2 separate regions of the Homo sapiens genome follow, and region 2 is linked to region 1. A link is a contact called in ENCODE Hi-C or POLR2A ChIA-PET data. All regions are on one chromosome and are shown on one strand. Each heading gives the region's core, a stretch centred on a gene start or an enhancer-like site at or near the end of the contact. The rest is flanking DNA. Distances are from core to core; before and after follow the strand shown. Region 1 holds the start of RHOT1 (ras homolog family member T1). Region 2 overlaps RHBDL3 (rhomboid like 3).

Evidence for each region. Hi-C counts contacts between places; a loop is a spot of excess contacts on that map. ChIA-PET counts read pairs that join two places held with the same protein, here RNA polymerase II (POLR2A). Pooled maps may share reads with other maps.
Region 2: a loop to region 1 is called in a map of CD14-positive monocyte, with 2.8 times the contacts of the local background. The contact joins the enhancer-like site here to the promoter of RHOT1 in region 1. A Hi-C loop is called at or near these places in 2 of 168 maps with a recorded cell type or tissue (CD14-positive monocyte and MCF 10A), 8 of 37 single-sample maps with no recorded cell type and 10 of 50 pooled maps. POLR2A ChIA-PET finds 5 or more read pairs at or near these places in 4 of 52 experiments (AG04450, GM12878, activated CD4-positive, alpha-beta T cell and 1 more).

The regions. Positions count from the first base shown.
Region 1 is chr17:32,141,133-32,147,974 of GRCh38, reverse strand. It overlaps RHOT1 (ras homolog family member T1), which reads right to left and starts at 5,473. Exons shown (of 20, transcript NM_001033566.3): 1 at 5,246-5,473. The coding sequence starts at 5,282. LOC105371730 (a long non-coding RNA gene) reads left to right here and starts at 4,840. Exons shown (of 2, transcript NR_136413.1): 1 at 4,840-4,950; 2 at 5,262-6,749. RefSeq lists silencers at 5,193-5,252, 5,283-5,512 and an enhancer at 5,973-6,142.
Region 2 is chr17:32,309,196-32,316,122 of GRCh38, reverse strand. The region is part of intron 7 of RHBDL3 (rhomboid like 3); the gene reads right to left. Among named protein-coding and RNA genes, the nearest start is that of C17orf75, 30 kb to the left of the region's middle. Within about 2 kb of position 5,047, at least 2 of the 41 ENCODE cell types and tissues checked have a DNase peak (open chromatin) inside an H3K27ac peak, as active enhancers do.

The DNA.
Region 1 (6,842 bases), core at 4,224-6,723:
CAATTTTCATTAAAGCCTACACGCATCAGAAGTGGGCCCAGAAAAGATGCAGTTCACCTCAATGGGTGTTTGAACATCCCTGGCCATAGAATATTACCCAGGTAGTAAACACAGTGTAATTGAAACTGGAGCAGTTTAATCTTTTTTTTTTTTTTTGAAATGGAGTCTCACTCTATCGCCCAGGCTGGAGTGCAGTGCGCAATCTCCGCTCACTGCACCCTCCGCCTCCTGGGTTCAAGTGATTCTCCTGCCTCAGCCTCCTGAGTAGCTGGGATTACAGTCACACGCCACCATGCCCAGCTAAATTTTGTATGTTTAGTAGGGACAGGGTTTCACCATGTCAGTCAGGCTGGTGTCGAACTCTTGACCTTTGAGCCACCCACCTTGGCCTCCCAAAGTGTGGGATTACAGGTGTGAGCCACCGCGCCCGGCCAGTTTAATCTTTAAATATCATTCCAACAAAGACCAGAATGGAAAGCAATATGGCTTTTTTTTTTAATAGTTAAAAAAAAGTAGAGGCAGGGTCTCACTATGTTGCCCAGGCCAATCTCAAACTCCTGGGGTCAAGCAAGTCTCCCGCCTTAACCTCTCAAGTGCTGGGATTAGCAATATGGTTTTAAAATGATCTTAGGCCAGGCATAGTGGTGCATGACTGTGATCCCAGCACTTCAGGAGGCCAAGGTGGGTGGATCATTTGAGGTCAGGAGTTCAAAACCAGCCTGGCCAACATGGTGAAACCCTGTCTCTACTAAAAATACAAAAATTAGCCAGGCGTGGTGGTATGCGCCTGTAATCCCAGTTACTTGGGAGGCTGAGGCAGGAGAATCGCTTGAACCTGAGAGGCTGATGCTGTAACGAGCCGAGATTGTGCCACTGCACTGCAGCCTGGGTGACAGGGTGAGACTCTGCCTCAAAAAAATAAAAAAAGAGCAGGCCAGGCATGGTGGTTCACACCTATAATCCCAGTATTTGGGAGGCCGAGGTGGGTGGATCACTTGAGGTCAGCAGTTCCAGACCAGCCTGGCCAACACAGTGAAACCCTCTCTACTAAAAAAAAAAAAAAAAAAAAAAAAAATTTACAAAAATTAGCCAGACATGGTGGTGCATGCCTGTCATCCCAGCTACTTGGGAGGCTGAGGTTACAGTGAGCCAAGATGGCACCACTGTACTCCAGCCTGGGCGACAGAGCAAGACCCTGTCTCAAAAAAATAATAATAGGCCGGGCGCGGTGGCTCACTCCTGTAATCCCAGCACTTTGGGAGGCCGAGGAAGGCAGATCATGAAGTCAGGAGATCGAGACCATCCTGCCTAACATGGTGAAACCCCATCTCTACTAAAAATACAAAAAAAAAAAAAAAAAAATTAGCCGGGCGTGGTGGTGGGCACCTGTAGTCCCAGCTACTCGGGAGACTGAGGCAGGAGACTGGCCTGAACCTGGGAGGTGGAGCTTGCAGTGAGCCGAGATCGCGCCACTGCACTCCAGCCTGGGCGACAAAGCGAGACTCCATCTCAAAAAAAATAAAATAAAAATAATAATAATAATAATACAGAAAAATGATCAAATTTTTATGACAAAGAGGAGTGGTTTGGAAAACAAGGAAAGTCTAAACAAACTGAACTAGCTTGAACTCATTCATTCTTTTAAGAAATACCTGAGTGCCTCTTTTGTGCCAGGTCTGTTCTAGCCACTGGGGATACAGCAAGAAGGAAGACAAATCCCCTGCCTTCATGATGATTCTTTTCTAGCCCAAGAGACAGGACAAAAAATGTACAAATATACATGGTTATGGGGATAATGCCCAGGTCAGAGCCTTCTTATAGAGAGAGCAATGAAGGAGAGAGTAGCATAAAAGGGAAGTAAGGGCTAGATTGTGGAGGGCCTTACAGGACTGCATTAAAAAGTTTGGACTTTATTCTAAGTGAAAGTAGAAATCACTGGATGATATACATCTATTTTCTGAGACAGATTCTCACCCTGTCAACCAGGCTGGAGTGCAGGGGTGCAGTCATGACCCACAGCAGCCCCGAACTCCTGGGCTCAGGTGATTCTCCCACCTCAGCCTCTCAAGTAGCTGGAACTGCAGGTGCACGCCACTTCACCCAGCTAATTTTTTGTATTTTTTGTAGAGATGAGGGTTCGTCATGTTGCCCAGGCTGGTCTCGAACTCCTGACCTCAAGTGATCCACCTGCCTCGGCCTCCCAAAGTGCTGAGATAATAGGCATGAGCCACCACACCTGGCTCATTAGATGATTTTTAAGGTGCATAGCAGAATCTGAGATATTTTCTAAATATGAATCTGTATATATTCAGGACAGCTTGAATCTATACTTCAGGGTAAAAAAATTAAAAATAAAAAAATAAAAATGAATCTGCCTGCTCCACGGAAAATGGAGGAAAGCAGGAGCAGAAAGACTGGTTAAGGGAGATATTGCAAAAGTCAAGGCCAAAGCCAGTGGAATTTTGAAGTAGTTTGGCAGAGGTTGCCATGATAATCAGAGTTAGACAAACCAGTTAAAGATCTGCCAGATTCATTTTAAAAGAAGATAACAGTTCCATTTTCTTAAGGAACTTAACTAGTAGAAAACAAATATATCTCAATTTAATTTAAAAAGAAGACTCCATTAAAATGAAAACTATCCTGTTTACTATTATCAATATATATATATATTTTTTGAGACAGAGTCTCACTCTGTCCCCCAGGTTGGAATGCAGTGGTGTGATCTCAGCTCACTGCGACCTCCATCTCCTGGGTGAAAGCCATTCTCCTGCCTTAGCCTCCTGAGTAGCTGGGATTACAGGTGCGTGCTGCCACAGCTGACTAATTATTGTATTGTTAGTAGAGACTGGGTTTCGTCATGTTGGTCAGTTTCCTGGTCTCAAACTCCTGACCTCAGGTGATCTGCCCACTTTGGCCTCCCAAAGTGTTGGGGTTACAGGCATGAGCTACTGTGCCCAGCCATTAAAAATTAATTTTTTCTTTAAGAGACAGTCTTGCTCTGTCACCTGGGCTGAAGTGCAGTGGTGTGATCATGGCTCACTGCAACCTCGATTTTCTGGGTTCAAGCAATTCTCTCATCTCAGCCTCCCCAGTAGCTAGGACTACAGGTGCACACCACCATGCCTAGCTAATAGTGTTGTGGTTTTTTTTTTTTGAGGCGGGGTCTCACTATGTTGCCCAGGCTGGTCTCAAACTCCTGCGTTCAAGCAATCCTCCTGCCTCAGCCTCCCAAAGTGCTGGGATTACAGGAGTGAGCCACTGTGCCCAGCCATTAATATTTAAATTTTTTGTAGAGACAGGATCTCACTACATTGCCCAGGTTGGTCTCAAACTCCTTGGCCTCAAGTGATCCTCCTGCCTCAGCCTCCCAGAGTGCTTGGAATACAGGTATAAGCCACCTCACCCAGCTGTGTGGGAGCATTATTAAAGGTTTTTTTTCAGACAGAGTCTTGCTCTGCTGCCCAGGCTGGCATGTCTCAGCTCACTGCAACCTCCTCCTCCAGGGTTCAAGTGATTCTCCTGCTTCAGCCTCCAGAGTAGCTGGGACTACAGGTGTGTGCCACCACACCCGGCTAATTTTCGTATTTTTAGTAGAGACGGGGTTTCACCATGTTGGCCAGGCTCGTCTCGAACTCCTGACCTCAAGTGATCTGCCTGCCTTGGCCTCCCAAAGTGCTGGGATTACAGGCATGAGCCACAGTGCCTGTAATCCCAGGCACTGCACTCCAGCCTCGGTGACAGAGCGAGACTCTGTCTCAAAACAACAACAACAACAAACTATTTCATCATATATTTAAGGATCAGTTTTTTAAGCAAGTCGTCTACTCACTTTCCCTACCTTGCTCCAAAAGCATAAGCATGAATTATATGTTAAATAACACCTTCCTGAACCTTGTCAAGGAAGTCCATGAAAAATACAGATTAAGATATAGTTATAAATAAAAATAAAAATTTACAACTGCAAATCAAAAAGTAAACTATGGCTGGCTAAGCTTACTCCTAAATTCTAATTCTAAAGGAAGATTTCTCCAAACAGCAGGTGGATGAAATTTCAATGAACTCAAAGAACACTACAGAAGAGGGTAAAAACGTGTTAACTTTCTTCCTTGGGATTCCATCACGGTGACCCTGAGGGGTTACCAAGAATGAAATAATGGTTTAAAACAGAATGCTTCGAAACAGCAATGGCAGACTATTAACGAATGTATTAACTCTTTAAAACAAACAATCCAGTTATCCCTGGCCCACTTTCTTATTTTAGTCCTAGCAACTGAGTTACATAACTTGCAGAGTGAAATCAAGAAGTCCCCGCTGTTGCGTCCTCATGTCAGTGAACAGAGGGAACTCTCCTTTATTATATTTTCAAAAGGTGAAATGTATGAAATTTCTGGGTGGGGGGAGATATCAAATGTCTGTGTGCCTGTGGTTATTAATAAGTTAACTACGAAGTAACTATGGAATAAATAATGCTTAAAAAGAGGGCAAAGATTACGCTTTAGGGTAACAACAATTGGACCCTCCCCAGATAATTCTAATTCATTGAGCGCTTGCATAACTCGAAGTTGAGTAAAAATTTTTGATGAAATATCTCGAGTACGAGGAGTTAGTCCAATGCAAAGTACAAGTACTGCTAAAAAGGATCCGGCCCTTTCCACTACTCATATCTTAATGTCAATACATAGAGAGAGTGAAGACTGCGAGTGCCAAAAAAATGCAGAAACCTGACCTTGCCCACAAGTCGAATAGTTCTGCACCCCTCCCCCAGCTTCCCCGGGAGCCGGTTCACGCAATCCCTATTGGTCAGTCTGCTTATTCCAGCACCTGCCTGGCAGTGATAAGGGAATCTCCAGAAGACAAGAAGGTCTGAAAGGAGGCGGCCTGGGAAACTGTGAGGCCCAGAAGGACAGGGTTCGAAGAGGAAAAGGAGGAGAGAAGCTTCGGAGGGATGAGGTCGGGCGGTTAGGGCTAATAGGGACATGGCTTGGGAGGACGGCTGGGGAACAGGGAAAGGAGATCTCTGGAGGGCCCAGGTGAGGTGACAGGGTGAGGGCCGCCGGCGGCCAGCCAAAAGAGAAGAGTGAAGGGGCTGGAAGGCCTAGGAACGCGGAGAAAGGCGAGCGGAGCTGTGAGGCGCGAGAAGGGCCGGGGCTGCAAAGGTTGGGGCTGCAGGGGCGACAGGGGCGACAGGGGCTGCAGGGGCAGGGAGGGCAGGGACTCAGGGGCCGGCCAGAGGGTGCGGACTCACGTTCTCCCACCAGCAGGATCCGCACGTCTTTCTTCATGTCGGCGGCTCTCGGGGGCCGGCCTCCGCCCGCACGCACGGAGTGGACTCCTCTCACCAGGAGCACCCACCCCACGGCGCCACCTGCCAGCCTCTTCGGCCGCCGGGGCCCGCCGCGCCGCCCCCTCAGTTGCTTCCCCGCAAGAGAGCCGGGACAGCGCCAGCTCCGCCTCCTCCGGCCCAGCGGGCTGTGGCGGCGGCGGCGGCGGCGGCGGCGGCGGCGGCGGCGGCGGCGGCGGCGGGGACGACGGCACGCGGCGAGGGACACGCGCTTTCGGAACGCGAACGCGCTCTGCGCCGGAACAGCGCTCCCGCTGTCAGGCCGCCGCAGCGCAGGCCCAGGGAGCCTCGCCCACCCTCCTTTGGGCACCGCGACCCCGGAGACACTTGGGCCAGGAATTTGAATGGCGGATTCCCTGGTTTAACCCCGTTTATTTTATAGATAGGGACAGAAATTCCCTGTTCAAAGTCACATAGCTAGAGCTTGGCAGTGACTCAGAGCAGGGATCTTCTCACCAGACCATAAACTCCGGGAGGGCAGCGATCAGCTTGCATGGTTTTCAGCTGCGTCCCCACGTTATTGGATAGGGCCGTCAGAAAATGCTTGATCGAGTAGGGCGACTGGCTCCCAGGATCCGGCGCTTTCCACTCCCCAAAGCCCGTCACCCTAGTTGCTTTTGCCTCTGATGCTTATAAAATACGATTATAAGATTCGTTTTTACGCTGTGTGAACAAGACTCCTTTCTTTATAACCAAACTAAGTGACTTTTTTTCTGTCTATGTAGTTTATTTTATGGCAGGGTTTTCGGACACTCTTCTTTACTCAGGCTTACCCAGCGTAATGCTAGACACGGAGGTGGCACTCGATAATAAACTCTAGATGATTTTTCTAACATTGCCTTAATTTTCTCGTGACCCTCTCCATCTGGAGGAATTTGTTGTTACATGCTTAATGTTTGGTACACAATGGCAAATATATATATATACATACGCGTGCGAATATATATCACATCCCTAATACTTGGCACACAGTGGGAAATATAAAATACATAAATTAATGAGGAAGCACTATCTGTGCATAATGTACATTTTTTCTATCTTAAATATTACACAATAAACACTTAAAGGGAATGAAATGTGCGTAATACCAACTTCCCTTTCTCCTAGGAGAAGTCATGTGGTCTCTTGCAGCAGTTAAGAGTTGCTGGCAAATTTCCTGGGTTTGAATCTAGGCTCCACATAATAGCTCTGTGATCTCGACTAAGTGCTTTTATTTTTACTTCCCTCAGCCACTGTTCCTTCTTCTGTAGCATGGAAATAATGATGATAATACCTTCCTCTTGAGATGGTTGTGAGTAATAAATACTATAATACTTGTCAAGCATTTGGTACAGTGCCAGACTCAGAGCGTGTGCTCTACTGATCTCAGCTATCATTATTATATTAAAAAGTCACTAAAAAGTTGTAATCCACAGATTTTTTGTTTTGTTTTGGTTTTGTTTTGAGACGGAGTCTCGCTCTGTCGCCCAGGCTGGAGTGCAGTGGCGCAATCTCGGCTCAC
Region 2 (6,927 bases), core at 3,798-6,297, 170 kb before region 1:
TGAGAGGGTTGTGGCTTAGTAGCAGAACACACCACATGGCTTTGAGATTTTAGGCAACAGCAAGTTTACTCCCGTCATAAGAGTTCTTGAGCTGGACTAACAAGAGGAAGGGACTCCAGATCTAGGAAGAGGAGAGGCCCTGTCTCCTCAACGTGGACAGAGAACATCTCAGAGCTGCATTCATTGCTGAGCTCCACGGTTGCAAAGGATGCAGGACAGCCAACCAAGCAAAGTCAAGACAGAACCACCAGGATGATAAAAGAGCTCAAAATCCTGCAAATGAGGAATGAATGGGGAAGCCAGGATCTTTTAGCTCAAAAAAGAGGGGACTGAGGGGTCAAGTTCATTGTTGTCAAATATCAAATGAGTCAACACAAGGAAAGGGCACATTCAATTCAGTGTAACCTGCAAGCAGAAGATGCAATGGATGAAAACTTCAGAGAGAGACTTTTTAGCTCAGAGTAAGTTTCCATTTCTAGTAAGCAGAGCTCTCCAGAGATAGAATGGTCCGTCTTGCAGGCTTCGTGAGTTTCCCAACCATCGGGGGTTTCACATCACTCGGAAAGGATGCTCCAGAGGAGAATCAGATACTGGAGAGGGGGTGGGCCAGGTGGCCTTCAAACAACTCCCTCTCTCCCCTGAGAATCTTGGAAAACTCGGAACCTCCAAAGCAGATAAACAGTACAATTATTCGCTTTACAAAAGGACTTTTCACTTTACAAAAGACTTCACCACAGGATTCCTTTGAGAGGCACTCCTGCAGTGCATTCAAAGCACTATTCCATTTATACAGAGGTGCGCGTGCACAGAAATAAGCCCGGAATCTTCCTGGAACACATAAGCCCCAGGGAAGGAGGGCACAACCAGGGGACTTTGGTTTCCTCCCACCACCCAATCTGCCTTTGCTGCCTGGCCCAGGCCCAGCTCGGGGGCACGTGTGGCACTTCTTTGAGGTTGCAGGAACATCCGTGTAACTTTACAGAGGCCCTGAACACTGGCATGGACACTAACATCTATGAACACTTCAGTCAAGCAAGCAGGACACAGAGCACATGCCAAAGAGGGGGAAATCCTCACAGCCTTCAGTTCTTGCCCACCTCCTCCCTTCTCCCCATCCTTCCTCACTGACCAGCAACCCCTTCTTCACAGAAAGTGAAGTGTGGGCCACCTGCGGTCCCGCTTTAGGTGGAAAGCCTGTCTTCGCTTGCCGACATGTTCCATGCTAGGAAGCAGATGGCAGGATATCGGTGTCATCTGCTGGTGTCTGCCCACAGAGGAGCCTTGCCAGGAGACGAGGAAGAAAACAGGAGTCAGTGCCCTCCCCTGAATCTAGCGACCCAATCTGAGCTGGCTCAGTTAGCAGATGGTGGGCACCGCAGCCCCCTCTTCAAGCTGAAACCCTAGGATGGGAGGAAACTTGGGAATCATCTAATGGGACATCTCTTCCCAAAGGCGGACACCCACTGCCAAGTAGCCAACAAGATGGCCCTCCAGCCCACGTGATGGGGTGCTCCCTGTCTCCCTGGGAGCCCTGGGAAGGGCTCTCACCCCTAACGGTTCTTCTTGCTGTTGTTTGCCAGGCTTTCCTTCCCTATAATGTCCCCTCCATGGATTTCAATTCTCCCTTAAAGGTGATACCCGGCTGGGCGCGGTGGCTCATGCCTGTAATCCCAGCACTTTGGGAGGCTGAGGCGGGTGGATTACTTGAGCCAGACTCCGTCTCAAAAAAAATAAAAATAAAAAAAAGCGATACCCATGTTCATAGCAGCATTATTCACCATAGGCAAGACACGGAAGCCACCCCAGTGTCTATGGATGGATGGATACATGAAATATACATACATATGTCTATATATTTGGTTTCTTGCCCACCTCCTCCCTTCCCTGACTCTTCCTCACTGACCGGCCACCCCTTCTTCACAGAAGGTGAGGTGAGCCACCTGCCTTCCCTTTTTAGGTAGAAAGTCTAATCTTCACTAATCTTCATGTTCCAAGCTAAGAAGCAGATGGCAGGATAACGTTGTCACCTGCTGATATATACATACAATGGAATACAATTCAGCCTTTAAAAGGCGGTGGCTCACGCCTATAATCCCAGCACTTTGGGAGGCCGAGTCGGACAGATCAGAAAGTCAAAGGAGATCGAGACCATCCTGGCTAACATGGTGAAATCCCGTCTCTACTAAAAATACAAAAAAATTAGCTGGGCATGGTGGCAGGTGCCTGTAGTCCCAGCTACTCTGGAGGTTGAGGCAGGTGAATGGCGTGAACTCGGGAGGCAGAGCTTGCAGTGAGCCGAGATCACACCACTGCACTCCAGCCTGGACGACAGAGTGAGACTCGTCTCAAAAAAAAAAAAAAAAAAAAAAAAGGGAGGGAATTCTGACCCATGTTACAGCATGAATAAACCTGGAGGACCTTACGCTAAGTGAAATAAGGCAGTCACAGAAAGCTAAATACTGTATGATTCCACTTAGATGAAGTATAGAGTAATTAAATTCATGGAGACAGAAAGTAGAATGGTGGTTGCCAGGGGCTGGAGGGAGGAGGGGGTGGGGAGTCATTGTTTAGTGGGTACAGAGTTTCAGTTTTGTAAGATGAAAAGAGTTCTGGAGACAGATGGCGATGATTGTACAATGTGAATGTATGAATGTACTTAATGCCATTGAACTGTACATTTAAAATGTAACTGTATACTTTAAGATGGTACATTTTATGGTATGTACATTTATCACAATTAAAAGCAAAAGTACAGAAGACTTTTTAAGAGACAGGGTTTCACTCTGCCAACCAGGCTGGAATGCAGCAATGCAATCATAGCTCACTGCAGCCTCAAACTCCTGGGCTCAAGTAATCCTCCTGCCCCAGCTTCCCAGGTAGCTAGGATTATGGGCATGTGCCACCACACCTGGCTAAATTTTTTATTTTTTGTAGATATGGAACTTCACTATGTTGTCAGGTTGGTCTTGAACTCCTGGCCTCAAGTGGTCCTCCAGCCTCGGCCTCCCAAAGTGCTGGGATTACAGGCTAGGTGCTCACGCCTGTAATCCCAGTGCTTTGGGAGAGGCCAAGGCAGGAGGAATGCTTGAGCCTGAGAGTTCGAGACCAGCATGGGCAACATGGCGAAACCCTGCCTCTATAAAAAATTAGCTGGGCGTGGTGGTGTGCACTTGTAGTGCCAGCTACTCAGGAGGCTGAGGTGGGATGATCGCTTGAGCCCAGGAGGTGGAGGTTGCAGTGAGCTGAAATTGCACCAGCACACTCTGGCCTGGACAACAGAGTGAGACCCTTTCTCAAAAACAACAGGCCAGGTGTGGTGGCTCAGGCCTGTAATCCCAGCACTTTGGGAGGCTGACGCAGGCGGATCACTTGAGGCCAGGAGCTCAAGACCAGCCTGGCAAACAGCAAAACCCCATCTCTACTAAACATATAAAAAAATTAGCTGGGTGTGGTGGTACATGCCTGTAACCCCAGCTACTCTGGAGGCTGAGGCACAAGAATTGCTTGAACCTGGGAGGTGGAGGCTGCAGTGAGACGATATTGCGCCACTGTACTCCAGCCTGGGCAAAGGGTGAGACTCTGTCTCAAAACAACAACAAAACAAAAAGTGCTGGGATTACAGGCATGAGCCATTTGTGCTCGGCCCCCTCTGAGTAAATATCTTATTATTTTTCTTTTTTTTCCTTTTGAGACAGGGTCTTACTCTATTGCCCAGGCTGGAGTGAAGTGGCATGATCACGACTCACTGCAGCCTTGACCTTCTGGGCTCAAGTGATCCTCCCACCTCAGCCTCCCAACTAGCTGGGACTGTAGGCACACTGTACCACACCCGGCTAATTTTTAAATTTTTGTAGAGATGGGGTCTCCCTATGTTGCCCAGGCTGGTTCAGAACTCCTGGGCTCGAGCAATTCACCTTCCTCGGCCTCCCAAAGTGCTGGGATTGTAGGGCGTGAGCCACCAAGCCTGGCCTAAGTGAATATCTTATCTGAAGACAGTGTCTCTTTCACTATGTCCTGAGTGATAATATCAGGCAAAGTAAGTTAGAATGTATGGACAGCTCTCTCCTTTATCTGAGGTCTCCAGCCTCCATGCCCCTCCTGGGCCCTATCTGGGATAGATGTTAAATGCGCCATCCTTATTTTTGGCCTGGTTGGCCATCAGTGGGGTGGCTCAGAATTCCTTCTTCTCTGTCATTTTCATTTGTGAATTTGAGATAACAACTGCCCCTTATCTCAGTTCCCCACCTCATCAGGTGGTTGTGAGAATGAAATGAATTAATATATGTAAAGCACTAAGACCACTGCCTGGCACACAGTAGGCATCATCTAAATGTGTGACAGTATCTTGACCTGAGACAAAGACGGGGAGTTTGCCCTGCAGAGTGGCTTGAAAAAATCTGAATCTGAATGACTCCAGTTTTGCCACAGCACCTCCCAGGCCCGCTTTATGAGTTTACAACATCTGCCTGGACCCTGAAAGCCCTGGAGCTTGCCAAGCTGATCCAGTCCATCCCTCTGCCGCACACTTTAGGGAAGAAGAAACTGAGGATTCAGGAGGGCTGGTTCAAGGTCACAGTGAGTGAATGGTGAGCTGACTGGGCTCCTGGTCCAGGGCTCTGTCCACCCACACTTCAGAGGTCACATTCCATGTGCCTGGGCCGTCTGTCCCAGCTGCCCACAAATGGAGCGAAAAAACGCCAGTAAATATGACCTGCCTCCCAGCAGCCGAGGGGTTAAACTAGAGAGTCCCCGCTTCCAACCAGCTGCCTTACTTCCCTAATCCAATATTCCCGCCAATAAAATCAGTGCACTGAAACAACGGGAGAGAAGAAAAAAAATCTCACATGCAGCCAGCACTGCTGCTGCTATAAAAGCTGGAAAGCCTGCAGATCTTTGGGGAATACAAACCTTTTGCAGGCCCTTTAATTTCATTCTCCCAGAGCCTCAAAGAGTGAGATAGTACTCACCCACAGCGAACAAGTTGGTAACCAGTCCCCTCAGCATCTTGCTCACCCAAACGGGTTAAGAGTGCAGAGGCTGAAAGCCAGGCAGGGAGCTTCCATTCCAATACAGCTTTCTATATCTATCCCTGGTAGAAACGGTTTCTTGTGAAATGACTTCAAGAAAACCCAACACAGGGAATGTGAAAGTATGACGCAGATAAATTAGGGAGTTGATTCTTTGTCCTACAAAAATATTTTTCCTTAATAAAGTAAACCTTTTTTTTTTTTTTTTTTTTGAGATGGAGCCTGACTCTGTCGCCCAGGCTGAAGTGCAGTGGTGTGATCTCGGCTCACTGCAAGCTCTGCCTCCCAGTTTCAAGCCATTCTCCTGCCTCAGCATCCTGAGTAGCTGGGACCACAGGTGCCCGCCACCACGCCTGGCTAATTTTTTATATATATATTTTTTTTAGACGGAGTCTCTATCTGTCGCCCAGGCTGGAGTGCAGTGGCACGATCTTGGCTCACTGCAACCTCCGCCTCCCGAGTTCAAGCGATTCTTCTGCCTCAGCCTTCTGAGTAGCTGGGACTACAGGCACCTGCCACCACGCCCACCTAATTTTTGTATTTTTAGTTGAGATGGGGTTTCACCATATTGGCCAGGCTGGTCTCGAACTCCTGACCTTGTGATCCGCCTGCCTCAGCCTCCCAAAGTGCTGAGATTACAGGCATGAGCCACCGCACCAGCCAGTTTTTTGTATTTTTTAGTAGATATGGGGTTTCACGTATTAGCCAGGATGGTCTTGATCTCCTGACCTCGTGATCTGCCCACCTCGGCCTCCCAAAGTGCAGGGATTACAGGCATGAGCCACCACGCCCGGCCAATAAAGTAAACTTTATAACAGAAATCTTTAGTGTCTGTTAGGCAACCATCTTCCCTTGTGCTTTGACAATGTGGTTCAGTTTGTGAAAATTCAGACCTCAAACATTTTGGGAAAACATCAATCATACAGAGCGAAGTGTAAGTAAATATCTTGTAGATTAAAAAATGGAACTCTGGCCAGCAGGAGGCAATTAATAAATTATTCAATTAGGTGTATCTGTATATTTCTAGTGTTTAAAATAAGAAGTCTTGGCGGGGCATGGTGGCTCACGCCTGTAATCCCAGCATTTTGGGAGGCTGAGGTGGGTGGATCACTTGAGTTCAGGAGTTCGAGACCAGCCTGGGCAACATGGTTAGCTAGGCATGGTGGCACGAGCCCGTGGTCCCAGCTACTCGGGGGGCTGAGGCAAGAGGATCGCTTGAACCCAGGAGGTGGAGGTTGTGGTGACCCGAGATCACCCCATTGCACTCCAGCCTGGGTGACACAGCGAAACCCTGTCTCAAAAAAAAAAAAAAAAAAAAAAAAAAAGAAGTCTTGATTATAGGGCTTTTTGCATTCCAGATCTTTTGTTGAAATATTTTGTCCATTTTTTCATCTCCCAAACAACTGTTTTGTGAAGATGGGATTACCGATGAGACAACTGGGGCTCCAAGAAGTTGAGTAATAGACTCATAGCTATTAAGATGGTGACATTGGTACTCAAATGTGGATTTTCTCTCAAGTCCATGCTTTTTCTTTTCTTTTTTGAGACAGAGTTTCGCTCTTGTTGCCCAGGTTGGAGTGCAATGGCGTGATCTCGGCTCACCACAACCTCCACCTCCTGGGTTCAAACAATTCTCCTGCCTCAGCCTCCCGAGTAGCTGGGATTACAGGTATGCACCACCACACCCAGCTAATTTTGTATTTTTAGTAGAGACGGGGTTTCTCCATGTTGGTCAGGCTGGTCGCAAACTCCCAACCTCAGTTGATCCGCCTGCCTCGCCCTCCCAAAGTGCCGGGATTACAGGCGTGAGCCACCGCGCCCAGCCCAAGTCCATGCTTTTTCTACTTTTAGTTCTGATGAGGTACTTTACTGTGTATCTCACACACACACACACACACAC